2 separate regions of the Homo sapiens genome follow, and region 2 is linked to region 1. A link is a contact called in ENCODE Hi-C or POLR2A ChIA-PET data. All regions are on one chromosome and are shown on one strand. Each heading gives the region's core, a stretch centred on a gene start or an enhancer-like site at or near the end of the contact. The rest is flanking DNA. Distances are from core to core; before and after follow the strand shown.

Region 1 (3,341 bases), core at 255-2,754:
AACTGCTCTGAGGAGAAACAAGTAGGGCTACTGCAAGAAAGGACTGTGATGGCTGATATTGTCAAATTGATTGAATTGAGGAATGCAAAGAATTGTTGCTGGGTGTGTTTGTGAGGGTGTTGCCAAAGGAGATTAACATTTGAGTTAGTGGATTAGGAGAGGCAGACCCACCTTCAATCTGGGTGGGCACCATCTAATCAGCTGCCAGTGCAGCTAGAATAAAACAGGCAGATGGAAAGAGCAGACTTCCTGAGACTTCCAGTCTTCATCTTTCTCCCGTGCTGGATGCCTCCTGTCCTCTAACATTGGACTCCAAGCTCTTCAGCTTTTGAACTCTTGGACTTATACCAGTGGTTTGCCGGGGGCTCTCAGGTCTTCAGCCACAGACTGAAGGCTGCACTGTTGGCTTCCCTACTTTTGAGGTTTTGAGACTCTGACTGGTTTCCTTGCTCCTCAGCTTGCAGACAGTCTATTGCGGGACTTCACCTTGTGATCATGTGAGTCAATACTCCTTAATAAACTACCCTTCATATATACATCTATCCTATTCCGTCCCTCTAGAGAACCCTAATACAGACTGCAAATTTTGTTAACAAGATCCCATTAAACAGCTGCTGCATACCTTTCTAAGCAGCAATCCAACCTGTTGCAAGCACTAGGTACCTTGGCTAAAAGCATCCAATTACTGAGCTGCAGTTAACACGTAGCTCAAACTCTTGCAACAGAGAAATCTCAAGAATGTCACACCTTGACCATCTCATTGCTCCTGGAACTCTACTCTAAGAAACTAGAGTTTGAAAAACTAGACTGAAAAAATGGAGGGGTTGGCATGTGTCAAGGGCCCCCTCTAGTGGCTCTGGGAAAAAAGTGAAGTAATTACTGGGAGACAAAGCAGCAGCCCAATGATGAAGAAAGCCTCAGCCTTATCTACCTTTGCAGCCATCATTTCTAATTCTGAAGTGGTACGATAGATTCCTGTGTTTGAAGACCTCTCCTAGCAAAGGCCTCTGCCTCAGAAGTGTCAGGGACCTTTAGTACATTATACCTTAACTGCCTCTGTTAACTTAGTCCCAAATGATTTGCCTTAAACCCGTGTCCTTCAATTTTCTATGGTGGTGGGTTTTTTCCACCCATATGTAGTTCCATGTTTCCAGCCTTTACCGCCATCATTGTTAATTACTGAATAATTTTAGGTGTATATTTATAAAGCCAAAGCAGGACTTGTGATCACTGTACACTTTAATGTTTGATAATCAACTTTCCAGGCACTGATCTGAACACACAAGTATCCATGAGATAACATTCAAACCTTAATGTCTCTTTCCAATAATAGAGTTATACCAACCAATGTGAGGACTTGAGAGAGGAAATAAATCCATGTGCTTCTTGCAAACCTAATCGCTAGGCTGCCTCATGTCCCTGAGCAATTACTGGCTGCCACAAGGGCTCTTACACCCAGGAGACTCTGTGTCTAGGAAGGGGAGAGTGAGTGCCACATGGTGGCAGATTTATGGAGCAACGCTGGCATCTTTCATGCAGAAGACTGGCAGCCAGGAGTAATCCAGTCCCCCTAAGACACTGAGATAAGTGATCAGAGTGTACCTAAATAAGTGCAGTCTAAAGAAAATAGGAGGAGTGGGGAGGCAAAAGGCAAAGAAAACCAGAGATGGTGAATTGTGCCCTTAAAATCTGTTTCTCTGTGTCATGTGGAGGATCAATCAACACTGTACTATCTCTCTCCCATTTTCATAGTTAACTTGGGAGAAAAAAAGAGCTAATGTATTAGAGTCTGTCCTGCTTGCGAAGGAAAGCCAGGACTTGGTTCTGGCTCTGTGGGTTATTAAGCTGTGTGTGCTCATTTATTCATTTGGGTCACTTACCTAATCTGGGCTTCAGATTTCCTCGTCTATAAAATTAAGGTATTAAACTAAAAAATTTTGTATCTCTGGATCTAAATATATCCTTCAAAGTCCTAACTTAGAAAAAGTGGAGATATGAAAGCCACTTTATTTTTTTGAGATAGAGTCTCGCTCAGTCGCCCAGGCTGGAGTGCAGTGGCACAATCTCAGCTCACTGCAAGCTCTGCCTCCCGGGTTCACGCCATTCTCCTGCCTCAGCCTCCCGAGTACCTGGGACTACAGGCGCCCGCCACCAGGCCCGGCTAATTTTTTGTATTTTTAGTAGAGACAGGGTTTCCCCGTGTTAGCCAGGATGCTCTGGATCTCCTAACCTCGTGATCCACCCACCTTGGCCTCCCGAAGTGTTGGGATTACAGGCGTGAGCCAACACGCCTGGCCGAAAGCCATTTTTAAGACACGTTTTGTGAAATCTGAGCTCTTGCCAAAATAATATTCCTTCTAGAAATGTTAACCACTTTATCAAGAATTACTTAATGTGACCAAAATAAAAGCTGTAACACTTCTAGGCAATAGGCAATTGAAACAGATTCTGTTCTTACTTTTCCCGGATGAAAAGAAGAATTGTTTCTTCCAAAAGATAAAACTAAGGAAACAAGGATATCACTGTTCAATCTTCACACAAAAGGAGAGGATAATTTCCACCTAATTACATATAATTTTAAAACAAAAAAGGGCCAGCTGCAGTGACTCACACCTGTAATTCTAACACTTTGGGAAGCCAAGGATCACTTGAGGCCAGGAGTTCGAGACCAGCCTGGGCAAAGTGAGACCCCACCCCCATCTACTTAAAAAATCAGAAATCAGCCGGTGTGTTAGCACACACCTGTAATTCTAGCTACCTACTTGGGAAGGTGCCCTGAGAGGAACCCTTGAGCCCAGGAGTTGGAGATTGCAGTGAGCTATGATTGAACCACTGCACTCCAGCCCGAACGACAGAGTAAGGCCCTATCTTCTCTTTAAAAAAAAAGAGAAAAAAAAAAAAAGAAAAAAATACCAAGTAGGGAAGGAAAGATCCTCCTAACTTTTAACAGCAGGCTAACACTTTGCTGTTACCATTTAAACTGCATTAATGTGCAACTGGTTCCATTTGCACTTCCCTCCATTTAAGATAGCTGACTAAGCATAAATACACAAACCTGGATTATCAGTGTTCCAGGATAAGGAGATACGCCTAAGTAAAAAGATACAGAATGAATATTATTTCGTAAATATAACACTTTTTTTTTTTGAGACAGGGTCTTGCTCTGTTGCCAGGCTGGAGTGCAGTGGCATGATCATGGCGCATTGTAGCCTCAACCTCCCAGGCTCGTGACCCCTTCCACCTCAGCCTCCCAAGTAGCTGGGACTACAGGTGTAGCCACCAAACCCAGCTAGTTTTTAAATTTTTTGTAGAAATCGGGTCTCACTACATTGCACAGGCTG
Region 2 (3,341 bases), core at 311-2,810, 110 kb before region 1:
CCAAACCTGAGCCCTTTCGTGGTCAGAGCCAAACCAGTCATCAGGAGCAGGAGGCTGGTCAGCAGTGATGCAATGCCTCCTGGGACAGAACATTCCACTGAGAGGGAGAGGCCGGCAGAGGGGCTGCGTCAGGGGAGCAAGGAGGCAGGTGCCCAGAGAGAGGGAGAGGTAAAGCAGGAGTGGGCAGATGGGGCAGTCAGCAGCACATCTGCCCCCAAGATGGGGATGGGGTCCATCTGCTCAGCACCACTGCCTGCCAGGATGGGGTCGGGGGAGGGGGGCAGGAAGGAGGCTGCACACGCAGCAGATTCCACCCCCAGCACAGAGGCCAAGCTGTGGCTGTCAATCCTGCCTCCCGTCTCAGAGAACTGGCGTGACCAATGCTCTCAGCTTCCTATACACACGCCACCCCAGCTATATGCCATACAATTGGTTTTACAAGAGCAACAGATTTAACGCTGCCTCCCCGCAATAGCTTTGTGAGCTCTGCAGCCCCTGAAATACACAACCAAGCAAGATGTCACACCTAAAATCCAGGTTGATGTGCTCTGTTTCTGTATTTTTTTAAAGCCTGCACCTCTGCAATTGTTTTCCATTTTATGTTATACATGTACACAAAACAGAAGACAAATCTGGCCAATCAGATTGTCTTGCTTTTGCTTTATCCTTAAAGTTCATCAATCTAAATAATACCTAGTTATAAGGGATATTTAGCAAATAATTGTTTAGGAGAAAGATTTTTAACATAGAAGTAACTGAGAAACATAGGATTCCTAATAATAGTAATGTGAATTTATCTGGGACTTTTAAAACATCCTTCAGGGAACAAGCACCGAAACAGGCGTTATTGACCTACAGGTCCCCCACAAGGGTCCATGGATGGGTTTCAGGATGTTCATAAAAACCATGAAATTGAAACTGTTTGCAAAGTCATATAAGCGCACGCTCCAGAGTAATTTTTCTGAGGTGAAAGTCCAAAGCTTTCATCAGCCTTTGAAAGGGATCTCTGATTCCAAAATGTTAGCACCACTAGTACACTCAACTCTGGCACATTCTTGGTCTCATTTACTCCCGAGTCATTCTTGTGAATTACACAGGGTGAGAATGATTAACCTGCTGTGTAGATGGGAAAGAGCTATGATCATCCAAGTTCATGGAGTGGTGTCACTTGCTTAATAGAGCTCAGTGACAGTGTTTATCACAGTCCACTTTGCAGTAACTTGGCAATCCACACGTTTCTCTACCCAAAACTTTAAACTCCTTGAGGACTGGGACTCCTCCTCGAAGACCTGACACATGGTAGGCATGCAGTCAGAGCCCAAGCAGTCAAGTTCCTGAGGGGGATGCAGGCAGACCAGGATCAAGGTTTCCAGGCACTGCCTCAAGAAACCTGGTACACTTACAGTAGGTGCCGGATAAAGCATCTCCTGTGATAATGGTGATCCTGCCTTCCTTGCCTACTGTTCTCATTCCCCAGATGATTCATCCCCAGATGAAGTGAAAACATCTGCTTTGGCTTCAGAGAAAGAATGTCCCCTCCCTGAGTCTTGTGCCAGACCTCCACCAGGGCAACGATATGGCCCAGCACGCCCATGGCTGCAGGGATATTACTGGGCCTGTCAAGGTGACTCTTTGTGGGGAGAAGCCAGGGAGTCAATGCTTCTCCCCACTCACAGTGCTAACGTGATTCAAGTCAATGGTTCCTGCTCTGTCTCCAGAAACAGAACTGAGAAAATCTTGACGAAGCACTCTCAGGAAATAGCAGGTAAGAGGTGAGGCCCCAGGAAACATCTTCAGACTTCCTCTCTCAACAAAGAAGTCACAATTTTGCTGAAAGGCTACTTCAGTTCTGCAGCTCCCAGCTTGGAGCAATTTCAACCTGAGCAGCCTGCAACCTGTTGGAGCAGATGTTTTACAGGTAGTCTGGTGTGGTGTATTCTGAAGCATCACTAGCTTGAAGGTCCAGCATCACAGCATCAGTTTTGTTTTGTTTGGTCATTTGTTTTACCACTGCCACAGAGACAAACGGGTTCTGCACACACACTGGCAGACGGGATTTGTTTGTCTCTTTTGATGGCTAAGTATTGACTTCAGAATACAAGCCCTGAAGTCAATAGACCTGACTTGGACCCTGGCTTGGTCTCTTACCCGGTAACTTTTGGCTAGTAATGTAACCTTTCTGAGCCTCAGTTTCTGCAGAGTTGTTTAGAATAGTAGAGTGTTTAGAATACAGTGTCTGTCATCTACTAACAAATGAATACTATTATTATTTAGACATGGAAGAAAAGATAAGCCTATAATTGAAGTAAAACTCAAGCCCAACACTTAAGGAATTTCATATGAACTGAAAATCACAATAATTCTGCCTTCCCTGTGCACTGCCACAGAGGAAGGGCCGTGCTCATCTGTACAACAGGGTTAAAAAACCTCAACAATAAAGACCCATAACCCAATTAAAAATAGGCAAAGGATTTGAATAGATGTGTCTCCAGAGAAGACATGCAAATGGCCATTAAGCACATGAGAAGATGTTCAACATTGTTAGTCACTAAGGAAATGCAAATCAAAACCACAATGAGTTTCCCCTTCATATCCACTAGAATGGCTGAAATCAAAAAGATGATAATAAGTGCTGCAAGAATGTGGAAAAATTGGAATCCTCATTCATTGTTAGTGGCATTGGTGTAAAATGGTGTAGCCACGTTGGAAAACAGTTTGGATGCTCCTCAAAATGTTACATCTGAAGTTACCATATGACCCAGCAATTCCACTCCTACATTATCCCATTTATATGAAATGTCCAGATGAGGCAAATCCACACAGACAGGAAATAGTTTAGTGGTTGCCAGAGGATGAGGGAAGGGGAAAGGGAAGGGATGGGGAGTGACTGCTAATGGGTACGCAGTTTCTTTTGGGGGTATAAAAATATTCTGGAATTAGTGGTGATGAATTACAGCTCTGTGAATATATAACCGTTTACTTGTATATTTTTAAATGGTGAATTTCATGATATGTGACTTACATCTCATCAAAGCTGTTATTAACAAAACAGTACCCACCTCCTACCTTATAGGGTTGCTGGGATGATTTTTTTTTTTTTTTTTTTAGATGGAGTCTCGCTCTGGCGCCCAGGCTGGAGTGCAGTGAGGTGATCTCGGCTCACTGCAACCTCTGCCTCCTGGGTTCAAGCAATTCTCCTGCCTCAGCCTCCCAAGTAGCTGGGATTACAGGTGCATGCCACAACGCCCGGCTAATTTATATATTTTTAGTAGAGACAGAGTTTTGCCTTTTTGGCCAGGCTAATCTCAAACTCCTGACCCCAAGTGATCTGCCTGCCTCAG

The links. A loop is a pair of places that touch in the nucleus more often than their neighbours do. ChIA-PET counts read pairs that join two places held with the same protein, here RNA polymerase II (POLR2A). Pooled maps may share reads with other maps.
Region 2: a loop to region 1 is called in a map of K562, with 4 times the contacts of the local background. The contact joins two enhancer-like sites. A Hi-C loop is called at or near these places in 8 of 168 maps with a recorded cell type or tissue (HCT116, IMR-90, K562 and 5 more), 11 of 37 single-sample maps with no recorded cell type and 14 of 50 pooled maps. POLR2A ChIA-PET finds 5 or more read pairs at or near these places in 3 of 52 experiments (AG04450, OCI-LY7 and activated naive CD4-positive, alpha-beta T cell).

Annotation. Positions count from the first base shown.
Region 1 is chr10:110,607,979-110,611,319 of GRCh38, reverse strand. No RefSeq gene overlaps it. Among named protein-coding and RNA genes, the nearest start is that of RBM20, 35 kb to the left of the region's middle. RefSeq lists an enhancer at 1-63. Within about 2 kb of position 1,504, at least 2 of the 41 ENCODE cell types and tissues checked have a DNase peak (open chromatin) inside an H3K27ac peak, as active enhancers do; they include psoas muscle, where a contact is called at or near this core.
Region 2 is chr10:110,722,876-110,726,216 of GRCh38, reverse strand. The region is part of intron 1 of RBM20 (RNA binding motif protein 20); the gene reads right to left. Among named protein-coding and RNA genes, the nearest start is that of RBM20, 80 kb to the right of the region's middle. Within about 2 kb of position 1,560, at least 2 of the 41 ENCODE cell types and tissues checked have a DNase peak (open chromatin) inside an H3K27ac peak, as active enhancers do; they include psoas muscle, where a contact is called at or near this core.